2 separate regions of the Homo sapiens genome follow, and region 2 is linked to region 1. The links are chromatin loops, found by intact Hi-C in ENCODE. Cell type or tissue: heart left ventricle. All regions are shown on one strand. Links, peaks and the distances in the headings refer to the core of each region. The heading gives the core; the rest is flanking DNA.

Region 1 (6,866 bases), core at 734-5,733:
GTTAATTTAATCAATAAACATTTGAGCACCTATTGTGTGTCAGGTACTGTGCTAGACTCTGGGGATACAGAGATGAATTGAGACATGGCCTTTACCCTCAAGGAACTCACAGTCTTTTTGGGGAGACTGACAGGTAAATAACTATACTCTACTGTGCTAAGTATCATAATAAAGGACTGTAGAAAGTGCTGCAGATGCACAGAGGAGAAAATGATTCTGCTTGAAGGGGTCGTAGAATGGTTACTTTGGAACTTGAAAATCGCTTAAAAAATGAGGGAAAGCACATTGCAGCTGGAGAGAACAGCATGAGCAAAGGCATGGGAGGCACAGGAGAGGATGGATTTGGGGAGATGAGCAGGCAGGTATAGCTAGAATGGGGCATGTAGAAGAGAATGATGGGAAATGAGGATGGAAAAGTAGGTTGGAGTGGGGTGGGGATGCTAGTTTGTAGAGAGTCTTGAATGCCCCACAAAAGACTTCAGACTTGACCCTCTGGGTTGTAAGCCACTCTCAGAGTCCTTTGTCAAGGGAGTAACACAGCGAGCTCTATGCTGGCGACAGCTGACTCTCGGGGAGAGCCTGGCAGCTGGAAAAGCTTCCACGACAGAGCCCGTGAGCCTCAGGATGAGGGCTGCCCTTGAGCAGTTGGGATGGAAAGGAGAGAAGACTTGAGAGACCGTTTAGAGGAGGAATGAACAGAGTTTGTGAGTGCCCGTGTTTAGGGAATAGAGAGGAGCCAGAGAACTTTGTAGTGAAGCTTTTCCCTGGGATACAGAAAGCAGGAATTTTAAACAGATAAAACAAGAGTTGTGAAGAAGCAAGGCTAATGTCTATCCATTAGCCTATGAAAAACCTGTAATTGGGCCCTCTCTTCAGTCATCGTAACAGAATGTTGCCATGAGAGCTGCGAAGTGAATTGCACTGTGCCATCCTTGTTTTTGGAGCTAGCCAGTAATTCTTATTTAGCAACTGGGGCAGTGCTGCTCTCCCTGATTCCGCTTCGAGTGGACCTATATTCAGAGAAAAAAAATGCTGTTTTTTTCTGAAACTGGTAAGTAAGATTGCAGGAAGAGAATCATGGGTACACCCTGCTTGCCTTAGAATCCAAGCTGTTGCTAAGGAAAGTGGCAGGAGCCAAAAATCTGCATCAACAGCTATAGAGAAGCAAGAAAACATTAACCATTCCATAGCTTCTGTGTTGAGAAAAGTAGTTGCCTGACAATGTATATGTGTGAATAGACCATTTTTTGGCTTCAAAATCTCATTTGCTCTTTGTCTTTCTCCTTTAGGGTTGGTGTTGATTCAGACCAAGAACACTTGGTAAATATGCGTTTTTGTTGTTCCTGGCATTTCTGTCAAATGTGCAGTCATTTGGAAAGAAAACAATCTACTATAAACTTCAACCTTCTATTTAGATCCTGTCCTCTTTGCCTCAGCTTTGGAGGAATGATATCATTCCTGGCTTTTCTCACTGCTCCATAGAGACAAAACCAAGTTTGCCACAGTGCCATAGTGTGTGGTTATCAAGGGTGACAGCTTTCATGTCTCTGGGCCATCCTGCCTGGGCTTTTGTCCCAGAGGAGAGCAGTCTTTTAAGCACTCCTGGGTTTTCGAGTGACTCCTCTGGCACGGGGAGGCTTTTTCCACTTTGGTTTGCGCATGAAGGCTTGTCTCTGATGTAAGCCCCACTCCAGCTGCTCTTCCTGTGTAACTTTCAAATCGAATGACCAGCAGCTGCCCTAGAGAACTGCCTAGAAGCTTTTGAATCTTCAACCAGTCTTCCCTGCCTGCTCAGGGAAACGCACTTTCTTACCTTGCCCCTCAGCCTTGGCCACGTTTCCTTGCTTCCTTCCTTCTGTTGTGTCAGTTTCTCAGTTGTTGCTATGAACTTGAGCCCGTTGGACTGAATGCATTGTAACTCACTGCCCTCTCTAGACTGACTACCCTTGTCTGGTATTTTCCATCTGTTTTTCAATTGCTTCTGAGCACCATTGAATATGTGTCTCCATATCAGACGTTAGATGAGAAATCACAGAAATTAGATTTTTGAACATGGAAAGCATCTCTTTCAAAACACAATTTTTTTCTTGTCAGAAACAAACCACAGTCAGTATATTTGTCTTCAGGGTGAGGTTAAAAAAAACATTTCTCAGATTCATTTCCTAAATGCTAATTTTGTTAGCTGTTGAGTGATGAGTGTGAATGTATGTATGAGATATAGTAAGTACTTGACTCTTGTGGTCAGAGCCTTAAAGTAGAATTCCATGGGCTTGACATACTTGTAAAAACCAAGCTGGATAAATTCCCATGATGCCGGGCTCCTGGTGTAGTGTCCAAGGGGTGATAATTCCTCAGTGCCTCCTCCCTGTGTGAAAACAAGAATAAAGTTAATCATGCAGTTCAAAAGACAAATGCTCGATCACTGTGTAAGTCTCCACCAGCTGTGTCACCTGTGTAACCACAGAGGAGAAATGGAAAAGGAGTGACAGGGAGAGAGCCAGGTAGGTGAGTGCCAGTCGTGACATACAGAACAAAGGACCGTTTTTTTTCCCATACCTTCAAAACCCTATGGCTGGGCCGGGCATGGTGGCTCACGCCTGTAATCCCAGCATATTGGGAGGCCAAAGCGGGTGGATCACACGAGGTCAGGAATTCGAGACCAGCCTGGCCAACATGGTGAAACCCTGTCTCTGCTAAAAATACAGAAATTAGCTGGGCGTGGTGGTGGGTGCCTGTAGTCCCAGCTACTCAGGAAACTGAGGCAGGAGATCGTGCCACTGCACTCCAGCCTGGGCAACAGAGCGAGACTCTGTCTGGAAAAACAAAAACAAAATAAAAAAAAAACAACCCTGTGGCTGTCTTGGTTATATTGTTCCTTTAATATTTTGAATGTCCACGAGAAAGCACAGAGGAACCTTATACTAAGTATGGAGTGTGTGGGGGTGGGGTATACAGGTGTTCATGTGGTGAGGGGTGGTGAAATGTTGTTCTTCAAGAGGTGGAGGCACAGAAAGATACTTCTATGATGTGAAAGGAATTGCAGGTGTTCTTCAGCTTTCGTAAGCCCATACAGTGTTTCCAAACATTTTTGTGTTATATATAAGTTGATACATGACACGTGACACGTTGAAGCAGAGAGAAATTTATTTTGAGCATTAGGAAGGACAGGAAGAAGCCAAAACCCAGAATCTAAACTCTGTGCTTGCTTGCTTATTTATTTATTTATTTATTTACTTACTTACTGAGATGAAGTTTCACTCTGTCGGTCATGCTAGAGTGCAGTGGCACGATCTCAGGTCACTGCAACCTCCACCTCCCAGATTCAAGCAATTCTCTTGCCTCACCCTTCCAGGTAGCTGAGACTATAGGTGCCTGCCACCACGCCCAGCTCATTTTTTTGTGTGTTTTTAGTAGAGACGGGGTTTCCCCATATTGGTCAGGCTGGACTCGAACTCCTGACCTCAAGTGATATACCCGCCTTGGCTTCCCAAAGTGTTGGGATTACAGGCATGAGCCACTGTGTCTGGCCTAAATTCTGTGCTTTTAGAAAAGAAGATTATGGAAACATAGAACATGAGCACTGGAAAGGGCCTTCAGAATTCTCTAACCCTCATCATGTTTTTATACATGAAGAAATTCGGGCCCAGAGAGAGAAAGGGACTTGCTTAAACTACTTAATGTCAATAAGCTGGGACTGGAAGCAGATTGCCTAACTGCCCAACTGCTGACTGCACCATATTACAAATAAAGACACAGTTTATATTTTTGGAAACTTTTAGAAGACGCCTACTTGCTATGTTAGTTTCTCCTCCTAGCTGGTCAGGCTTACCATGGAATTTCCCTACTTGTTTTTATTTTGCTAGTGTTTCAAGAACATAGTAGCAACTTTGAAGTTGCTAGTTATTTTCGAGATCCATGACGACTCCCAAATATAGGGATGTTGATGTGATATTTTCTAAGGTGCTATTATTACATTGAGAGTTAAGTCTTTCAGGTTCAGTACATGAATTATACCACATTGATTTTTTTTCTTTTTTTTGAGATGGAGTCTCGCTCTGTCGCCGAGTCTGGAGTGCAGTGGCACGATCTCGGCTCACTGCAACCTCTACCTCCCGGGTTCAAGTGAACTTCCTGCCTCAGCCTCCTGAGTAGCTGGGATTACAGGCAGGCCCCACCACGCCTGGCTAATTTTTGTATTTTTAGTAGAAACGGGGTTTCACCATGTTGGTCAGGCTGGTCTCGAACTCCTGATCTCGTGATCTGCCTGCCTCGGCCTCCCAAAGTGCTGGGATTACAGGCATGAGCCACCACACCCGGCCCCCACATTGATTTTTTAAGTGAGAGTAGATTCGTAAGTTAGCAAGCAGCCTGAGTAATAGAGGTGTTCAGAAAAACATTTCAATTTCCTATTCCAAAGCTGCAATATACAAACTATTAAATTTCTAATGTTACCCTTGTTGGAGAGTGTCTTATAATATAGTAGCCTCTATTTCTGATTCTCCAAAGGAATGGCTCTAAATAAATGTTCATATCTTTGTATAGATATTGATTTCTGTATTATCTATCTGCAGGGTGTTCCTGAAAATGAAAGGAGAACTACCAAAGCAGAGAGTGCTTGGCTTTTCCGGATGTGGTACAACTTTGATCATAAGTATCCTTAATTGAGGGAAAAAAAAAAAGGATAATGTGGACATAGATAATTACAGTTTAATGGAACAAGTGTTTTGACTATTCTCTTCCTGGAGCAGAATATAAAACCTACCTTTCATCTTCCCTTTCCCCATCAGTGCTGTGGAAAAGGAAACCCACACAGACAGATTCCTCTTCAAACCCATGAAACCGTAGGGACTGGTCATTTCAGAAGCTGGCTGTGTAAAGGGAACCAAAGCCCAAATGACATACTTTCTTTGATATATAGGTTTATTTATTGAGCAAACTTTAATATTTGTTGTCCTTTAGCTAATTTAGTGAATCCCACAGAAGGTATTTCTTGGTTCTTGTCTGCGTACTTGGCAGGGTAAGAGAGGAAAGGCTTGGGAAAAAGCATGAGAATGAAATCAAAATGCGATAATGTTCAATACTGCGCTGTTCAGCAATACACTTTTTTTTCCCCTGACCTTTCCAAAGACTAGGAGATTCTCTCTGTTCAGCATGCCACAGATAGCTAATGTTTTTGTTTGCCAGATTTCCTTCTTGCCCTGTTGTAAGTCTGTTTCATAGCTGTACTTTGAGTAGTGTTGATATTCTATAACCTCTTTAAATCAGGGATCCCCAACTCCCGGGCCGCGGACCAGTACTGGTCCGTGGCCTGTTGGGAACCGGGCCACACAGCAGGAGGTGAGCAATGGGCCAGTGAACATTACCACCTGAGCTCCGCCTCCTGTCAGATGAGCAGCATTAGATTCTCACAGGAGCCCGAACCCTGTTGTGAACTGCACTTGCGAGGGATCTAGGTTACATACTCCTTATGAGAATCTAATGTCTGATGATGTGAGGTGGAACAGTTTTATCCCAAAACTGTTTTGTTCCCAGCCCAGTCCATGGAAAAATTGTCTTCCACAAAACCGGTCCCTGGTGCCAAAAGAGTTGGGGACCACTGCTTTAAATCATGCCTTTTAAACATTTTATCATTATTAAAATTAATTTCTTATTTGAAAATTCACCTAGCAAAAACAGCCATGGAGTTCTTTCAGGCTCTGATTTATCAGTAAATGATTCAAAACTTGGTTTATGTTCTATTGAAGCAAATTGGAGACAACCGTGTAAGAAATTTGTCCTTGCTTTCAACTTTCTGATGAAAGCCTTGTATATTTAAGAAAAATCACTTGACACTTAATGATTAGAAGCTACTACTTACCATGTTCTGTTTGGTAATTTTTGCATTCACTGCTTGCAAGTACTTCAAAATTAAATTATTGTATGGAAACAAGAATGCAAGCATATCTGGGGTATTAAGACTCCCATTAGAGAAAGAGAGCCTGGCTCTTAAAATTTTTTAAAGATTATGTCATTACTTTTGGCTCCATTGTCAGGGTTTTGGATATAAGCCACTCTCATATCTCTTGGGGCTTTTTCATCCCTCTAATTTAGCAATAATTTTTTAGTGAGTTTTCTGCATAAAATGTTTTGTACATTTTCTACATAATATATAAAACAGTTCAATGATCCTAATGTTGAGAAAGCGTAGAATAATAGCTTATTCTTCTGTATATTTTATGGAAGTAAACACCAAGGCTTGTTTGACTCAGTACTGCCCTATTAAGTCCTACTCAATGAAGACCTGATCATTTTAATACCTAGTGCCCTGATATAATTAAATATTCATTATTTTAGATTTCAGTTCATTTGTGTAGGCAAATGATTTGTTATAATTGAGCTATAACTTGAATACAATAAAGTACACGAATCTTAAGTGTACAGCTTAATGAATTTCAACCTGTGTCAACAACTGTGTGCCTCCCACCCATACAAAGATACAAATGAACATTCTCTATCCCCCTCCACAAAGGGGTAACCATGATTCTGACTTTCATCAACATGGGTTAGTTTTACCTGATTTTGATCTTTATATATATGGATTCATATATTAGGTATTCGTTTCTGTCTTGCTTCTTTCACTCGACATCTGTGTAATTTATCCCTATTGTTTCATGTAACAGCAATTCATTCTTTTTTTATTGCTGTAGTAGGGTAGAGCTCTGTAGTAGGAATATACTACAGGATTTTTGTTTGTAACCAGTCTACTGTTAATAAATATTTGGGTTGGTTCTAGCTTTTGGCTATTACAAAAACCTGCATGAATATATATCTTTTGGTGGACATAGCACTCATTTCTCTTGGGTATATACCAAGGAGTGCAAAGAGTG
Region 2 (6,866 bases), core at 929-5,928, 91 kb after region 1:
GTGAGCACCATGTGATTCAGGGCGAGGGTGAGAGTGAAGGTAGGGTAGGGGATGAGGGTGTTGTCTAAAGCACAGCTCTGCTCATGTAACTCCTCTGCTCAGAAGCCTTCCTATTTATCTCTTGCCTAGTGAGATAAGTCCAAACTTTTTATGCCCTCTAGGATACGGCCTAACCTACCTGCACTGCTTTAGGGGGTTACTACACTTCAGTTATTACCTCCGGGCCAACTAGGGTACTTGACACTTCCTAAACACAATAGGTGCATCTCACTTCCATTGCTCTTCCTGTGCATTGCCACACCATCCTGCCCTAACCACCTCACGCAGCTGGAATTGCCTTTCTCATTGACCTGTACCTGTCAAAGTCCCGCTACCCTCCAAAGCCCCAAAAGGTACTTCCTCCATTAAGAATTGACTTTATTCTCATCATAACTTTTGGTGCCTCCTTGGGCTCAGTCTTGGCTTTCTTCCATGTGTTCTAGTTATTGATACACAGAACCGTACTATAAACTCTGAGACAGTAGTGATATAAAATTTTGTTTTGGCTCCAATGGCACCTAGCACAGTGCATGGCATATAGTAGGTACTCTACCAATGCCTGTGAAATAAATACATCTTACATTTCTGTAAGTGTGGAAGAATACCATCACATTTTAACAGCTTTATTGAGATATCATTCAAATACCGGACAATTCACCCATTTAAAAGGTACAGTTAGGCCAGGAGTGGCGGCTCATGCCTGACACCCTGAACTTTGGGAGGCCAAGGTGGGGAATCACTTGAGCCCAGGAGATCAAGACTATCCTGGGCAACATAGTGAGACTCCATCTCTACAAAAATCAACAAAATTAGCCAGGCATGGTGGTACACACCTGTGGTGGCCCCAGCTACAAGGGAGGCTGAGGTGGGAGGATTGCTTGAGCTGAGGAGTTTGAAGCTGCAGTGAATTATGATCATGCTACTGTACTCCAATCTGGGTGACAGAGTGAGACTCCTCAATAAATAAATAAATAAATAACATACAGTTCAATGGTTTTTAGTATTCATAGAATTGTGCAACCATCACCAAAATCAATTTTGAACATTTCCATCACCCCAAAAGAAACTCTGTAGCCATTAGTAGGCATTCCCTATTTCCTACCAACTCTCTAGCCCTAGGTAAACAATAATCTATCTTCTGTATCTACAAATTAGCTTACCTAGTTATTTCACATAAATGGAACCATAAATATGTAAGTTTTTAACGACTGGCTTCTTTCGCTTAGCATAATGTTTTCAAGGTTCACCCATGTTGTAGCTTGTATCAGTACTTCATTCCTTTTGCACTTGGAGATCCAGGTATCCCAGAATTTGTTGAAGAGGCTATTCTTTCTTTCCGCATTGAATGGACTTGGCATCCATGTTGAAATCAGTTGATCATAGACTTATTGGTTCATTTTTTGACTCTTAATTCTATTCCATTGTTCTATATGTCTATCCTTATTCCAATAGCACACTGTTTTGATTACTGTAGCTTTGTGGTAAGTTTTGATATTTGGAAGTATGAGTTCTCCAACTTCATTTTTCTTTTTCAATATTGTTTTGGCCATTCAGGGCCCCTCGTAATTCCAAATGAATTTGAGGATTGGCTTTGCCATTTCTGCAAAAACTGCTATTGGAATTTTGATAGGGATTGTATTAAATTATGAATCAGCTTGGGGAATATTGGCATCTTAACAATATTAAATCTTTTGCACCATGAACATGGAACATGTTTCCATTTATTTAGGTCTTCTTTAGTTTCTTTGCATGATGTTTTGTACTTTTCAGAATAGAAGTTTTGCATCTCTTTTGTTAAATTTATTTCTAAGTAATTTACTCTTTTTGATACTATTGTAAACTGAAGTGTTTTCTTAATTTTATTTTCAGATTGTTACTATAACATTTTGAATAAGATACAAAAAATCACCATGATCAATCAAAGTTTAAAATCAAAGGTTGTTAATATATATTTTTAGGTTGTTGTTTCAGGGCTTCCTGTGTTTTACAATGTCCAGCACAGTAACAAGGCTTTAAAAAATTATCACATTAGTATGTTTTGGTAATGTGGAAACAATTGACCTCACTAATGGATTTAAGATTATCATAAAAATTCTAAGCCAATACTATCATATCTGAGAAAAGTTAATGTGAAACTGTTTACTTTGGTTGTTCCAGAAACCTGTCTTCTAATAGTTAAAGTATTTAATATGCTCCTTGGGTGACTGGCTATTTCCATAATTATAGTTCTTTCTCTAAAAAACGTGGAAAATTCTTGGGTGTTGGCATTAAATGTCTTGTTTTCTTTAATGAACTGAAAATCAGATCCAATCAGATTAAAATTTTCTCAAGGACCAAGATCTGGACTCTGCAGTTAATGTTCTGGATGAGTTTTGTTTTTTGCAGTAGACATAAATTCACACCAACTCCTCACCTAGAGAAGTCAGTCCCTCCGTTTCTCTATTTTTCCCTTAAGACATCACACTTAGCATAGTCCTCTCTCTTTGAATTGCTGGTTCTCCTTGCTTTATGCCTAATTAAATAATAAACAACTTTATCAAAATATCTAGTATGTTATTGGCCAGAAATCAAGTATACAGTGAACATTTATTTTACTTGAAACAATATTTTTTATCTTAAAAAAGGTTTTTATGCTAGTCAGGGTTTTAGAATGTTTACCCAGATGTTGTGTCAACTTTTAAAAAGAAATTTCATAGACGGGAGGCATTTGAGAAGTTGGAAAGGACCTTAGAAATCCAGCACAGGGGTCTGTGAGCCAAGTTCAGCCTGTAGGCATGTTTTACTTGGCCCTGGTGGTATTTTAAAACTATTTAAATTAGTTGCCAACATTTACAAGTCATAAAAATCTGGATTTCTGCCTTTTCTTGAAAAAGTGGGTAAACCTGGCCATCTCAGGGCTACACTGCAGCATGGCACATACTGGGTGCATATGCACTCCATCCAGTTTCTCAGGGTCCTCCTGTAGGCTCACTTCCATCAGTTGCATGACCTGCTGACCCTGGGGGAGGCCCCTTTGCATCTGTGACTCCTGAGCTAACGTAATCCCCTTCTGAGGTTTTGAGACTGAGGTTTGGAAAAATCATTACTGCCCAAAGCTAGTCAACAGCTAATCAGTTGTCAATTTCTTTTCTTTTCTTTTTTTAATATTTATTTATTTATTTATTTATTTATTTATTTATTTATTTATTATGTATTTATTTATTCATTCATTTATTCATTTATTTTGAGATAGGGTCTCACTCTGTTGCCCAGGCTGGAGTGCAGTGGTGCTGTTACAGCTCATTGCAGCCTCGACCTCCCCAGGCTCTGGTGATCCTCCCACTTCAGCCTCCTGAGTAGCTGGGACTACAGGCATGTGCCACTATGCCTGGCTAATTTGTGTGTGTGTGTGTGTGGCGAAAGGGTTTCGTTTCTCCCTGTTACCCAGGCTGGTTGCAAACTCCTGGGCTCAAGCCATCCATCTGCCTCAGCCTCTCAGTGCTGGGAATATAGGCATAAGCCACCTTGCCCGGCCTAGTTGTCAATTTCTTAATAATGCCAAGAGTATTATTTATAAAACAGATAAAGTTAGAGGAGGGCTAATTATTCTACATTTTCAAAGGACTTTCTTGCTTGAATGGCATCCCCATTGATGTAGTTAGGCTTTTAAAATATAATGAACTGACGGAGGATCCAGGGAAGAGCCACAGCAAATCAGAGTGATTATACCTAAAAACAATAAAATGTGTTCTGAATCATCATCGTTTCAATCTATCTCCCAGTTTATATCTGACCTCCTCTTTAAAATTTTCTTTCTTGTCTTTCTTTTGTTTCTCTCCTCTTCTTCCAAACCCTATGATTTATTTATGTATCTGGGTCACAACTAAGTTAGTCCTTAATCATCTGTTCATTCATTAAATATTTATTTCAACACTTACTAGCTGCCAGGTGCTGTTCTGGTCACTTGGGATAGCACAGTGAACAAAAGGGACAAAAATTCCTTGCGCCACTTACATGCTAGTGGGAGAATGAGATGATAAGTAAACAAAGAAGATCATTTCTGATAGTTATAGGCACTCCGAAGGTGTAAAAACAGGACAATGTGACAGCTGGGGTTGGGGTCTATGAAGCCAGCCATATCAAAGTGTGGGGAAGAGTGATGTAGGCTGAGAGGAAAACAAGCACAATGGCCCTGAAATGGAAACAAGCTTCGTGTGTTCAATGAAGGGACAGGCTAATTGGTAGGAGCTGAGATGGGGGAGGGGGGCAAGGGACAGGCATGCAGGGCCTTGCAGGCCATGGACATAGGTTTAGATTTTATTCCGCATTAGGAGCCCTTGGAGGGGTTTCCTTTATATTGGCCATGACTTATACAGTTGTCTCGCTCTTGATATCCATGGGAGATTGGTTCCAGGACCACTCACTGGTGAACACCAAAATCCACAGGTATAATCCCTGATAGAAAATGTTGCAGTATTCACATATCACCTATGCACATCCTGCCGTATACTTTAAATCATCTCTAGATTACTTATCACACTTATTACAATGCAAATGTTATGTAAAAGGTTATTATATTGCATTTTTAAATTTTGTATTTTTTTTGTTGTATTATTATCTTTTACTGTGAGGTTTTTAAAGAATTTTTCTGCCAGATGTGCTGGCTCACATCTGTAATCCCAGCACTTTGGGAGGCTGAGGCAGGCAGATTGCTTGAGCTCAGGACTTCGAAAGCAGCCTGGGCAACACAGGGAACCCCCCCCCTTACAAAAAATACAAAAATTAGCCAGGAGTGGTGGCACCTGCCTGTGGTCCCAGTTACTCACGAAGCTGAGGTGGGAGTGCAGCAGGAGAATAGGGTCTGGAGGCAGGAAACCTAGGGCTGTTTCACGCCAACTTCCTAGAACTAAATTGAAAAGAAAACCCTAACTTTCCATGCCTAAGTAACAAAAGGACCAGAAGTGACTCCCTTTGCAAACCCTCACCTTTTCCGCATGGGCAGAAGAGAAATTTAAAGTATCTCTGATTGGTTGCTTTTTGCAACCAATCAGACGTTTGTACAGGAATGTGACCTTTGTAACTTCACTTCTGATCACAGGCTTACATGAGGTGAGCACCAAGTGGCCAATGGGAAACCTCTAGGGGGTATTCGAACCCAAGAAGATTCTGTATCTGGACCCTTGAGCCACTGCTTGGCTGGCTCCCACACTGTGGAGTGTACTTCCATTTTCAATAAATCCCTACTTTCATTCTTTTGTTGCTTCATTTTTTCCTTGCTTTGCTGTGCGTTTTGTCCAATTCTTTGTTCAAAATGCCAAGAACCTGGACAACTTGTGGTCAAGACCCTCTACCACTAACAGGAGGATCACTTGAGTCTGGGTGGAGGTTGCAGTGAGCTAAGATCATGCCACTGCACTCCAGCCTGGGCGACAGAGCAAGACCCTGTCTTAAAAAAAAAAAAAAAAGAAAGAAATTTTCCATTCGTGGTTGGTTGAATCCACGGATGCAAAATCCACAGATATGGAGGGCTAACTGTGTTTCTTCTGAGTCTTCCGCAGCAGACTGCATAGTGCTAGGCATATAGGAGTAAGTAAATACACACTAATGCGTTGACTAGTTGATAATTGGGTCAGGGACCCTAAGCAATCCTCTGGAAGCAGACTGGCACTAGGAGGACCTGGAATGGCAAAGCTTAGGAATGCTTCATTTGCAAGAGACAGTTTCCTTAGGATAAAACAAGGGCAACGGAAGCAAGCACCAGGAGCTCTTTAGTGTTTCCATCTTACATGATGTCTTGAGAACTCTGTAACACCTCTGTGCAGAAGAGAGCAAGTCTTTGACTCAGTGACTCAAATGAGGAAGAAGTTGTCATTGGATGTCACTAGTGTCAACGGCGTCCATCCTCCTGAGTATACAAGATATAAACAGGTCTCCTCTGAGAGAAGCAGCAGTGAGCAGGTGAGGCCCCAGCATTTGGCTGTGGACAAGCCTATTGCCTGGCCCTCAGAGAACTGTGGGTTCTGGATGGGGTGTGTGTGTGTGTGCACACGTGCGTGTGCATGCATGTGTGCACACGTGCGTGTGCATGCATGTGTGCACACGTGCGTGTGCATGCATGTTTGTGCGTGTGCATGCATGTTTGCACGCGTGCATGTGCATGTGTGTGTGCACACCTCTGGAATCTGCTCAGACCTTTGAAACAGTTCAGCTGTTAAGGCAGAAACTTCCCAAGAGATGTCAGAGAAACCAGTGTGGATCATTATCTGATAATTACTAAATATTAGCTTGAGTGAAGGTTAAAGGGGTTCTGCCGAGAACTCCTCTAGGCTACAATCTCTCTTAGAGTTCTGAACCTTCCATTCACTGACCTATACAAAGTGGCAGGGAGAAGGGAATCTTGCTGATCTATGGGAAAAAAAATTGCCCCCAAATAATTATTATGTACCTCAATGGCAAGTTATGATCCAACATCTCTAAAACATGTACATACAGTGGGCCAGGCGCGGTGGCTCACGCCTGTAATTACCAGCACTTTGGGAGGCCGAGGTGGGTGGATCACCTGAGGTCAGGAGTTCGAGACCAGCCTAGCCAACATGGCAAAACTCCTTCTCTACTAAAAACACAAAAAAATAGCCAGGCATGGTGACGGGCGCCTGTAATCCCAGCTACTTGGGAGGCTGAAGCAGGAGAATTGTTTGAACCAGGGGGCGGAGATTGCAGTGAACTGAGATTGTGCCGTTGCACTCCAGCCTGGGCAACAGAGCAAGATTCTGTCTCAAAAAAAAAGAAAAGAAAAAAAAAAAAAAGAAAAAGGTATGCACAGTGAGGTCAGGAACACATACATGAAA

Evidence for each region. Hi-C counts contacts between places; a loop is a spot of excess contacts. Peaks named below come from ENCODE experiments on the same cell type or tissue, not always from the same donor. Only the 100,000 strongest peaks of a DNase experiment are listed, where the experiment ranks them.
Region 2: a loop joins it to region 1, with 5 times the contacts of the local background. A loop is called at or near these places in 6 of 110 quality-filtered maps.

What each region holds. Positions count from the first base shown.
Region 1 is chrX:136,028,843-136,035,708 of GRCh38, forward strand. It overlaps SLC9A6 (solute carrier family 9 member A6), which reads left to right. Exons shown (of 18, transcript NM_001379110.1): 14 at 44-133; 15 at 1,290-1,320; 16 at 4,572-4,651. Among named protein-coding and RNA genes, the nearest start is that of SLC9A6, 47 kb to the left of the region's middle. In heart left ventricle, for the core only: no CTCF peak of the experiment used is centred there; no DNase peak of the experiment used is centred there; H3K27ac peaks cover 4,333 bases.
Region 2 is chrX:136,119,198-136,126,063 of GRCh38, forward strand. No RefSeq gene overlaps it. Among named protein-coding and RNA genes, the nearest start is that of FHL1, 74 kb to the right of the region's middle. In heart left ventricle, for the core only: no CTCF peak of the experiment used is centred there; no DNase peak of the experiment used is centred there; H3K27ac peaks cover 548 bases.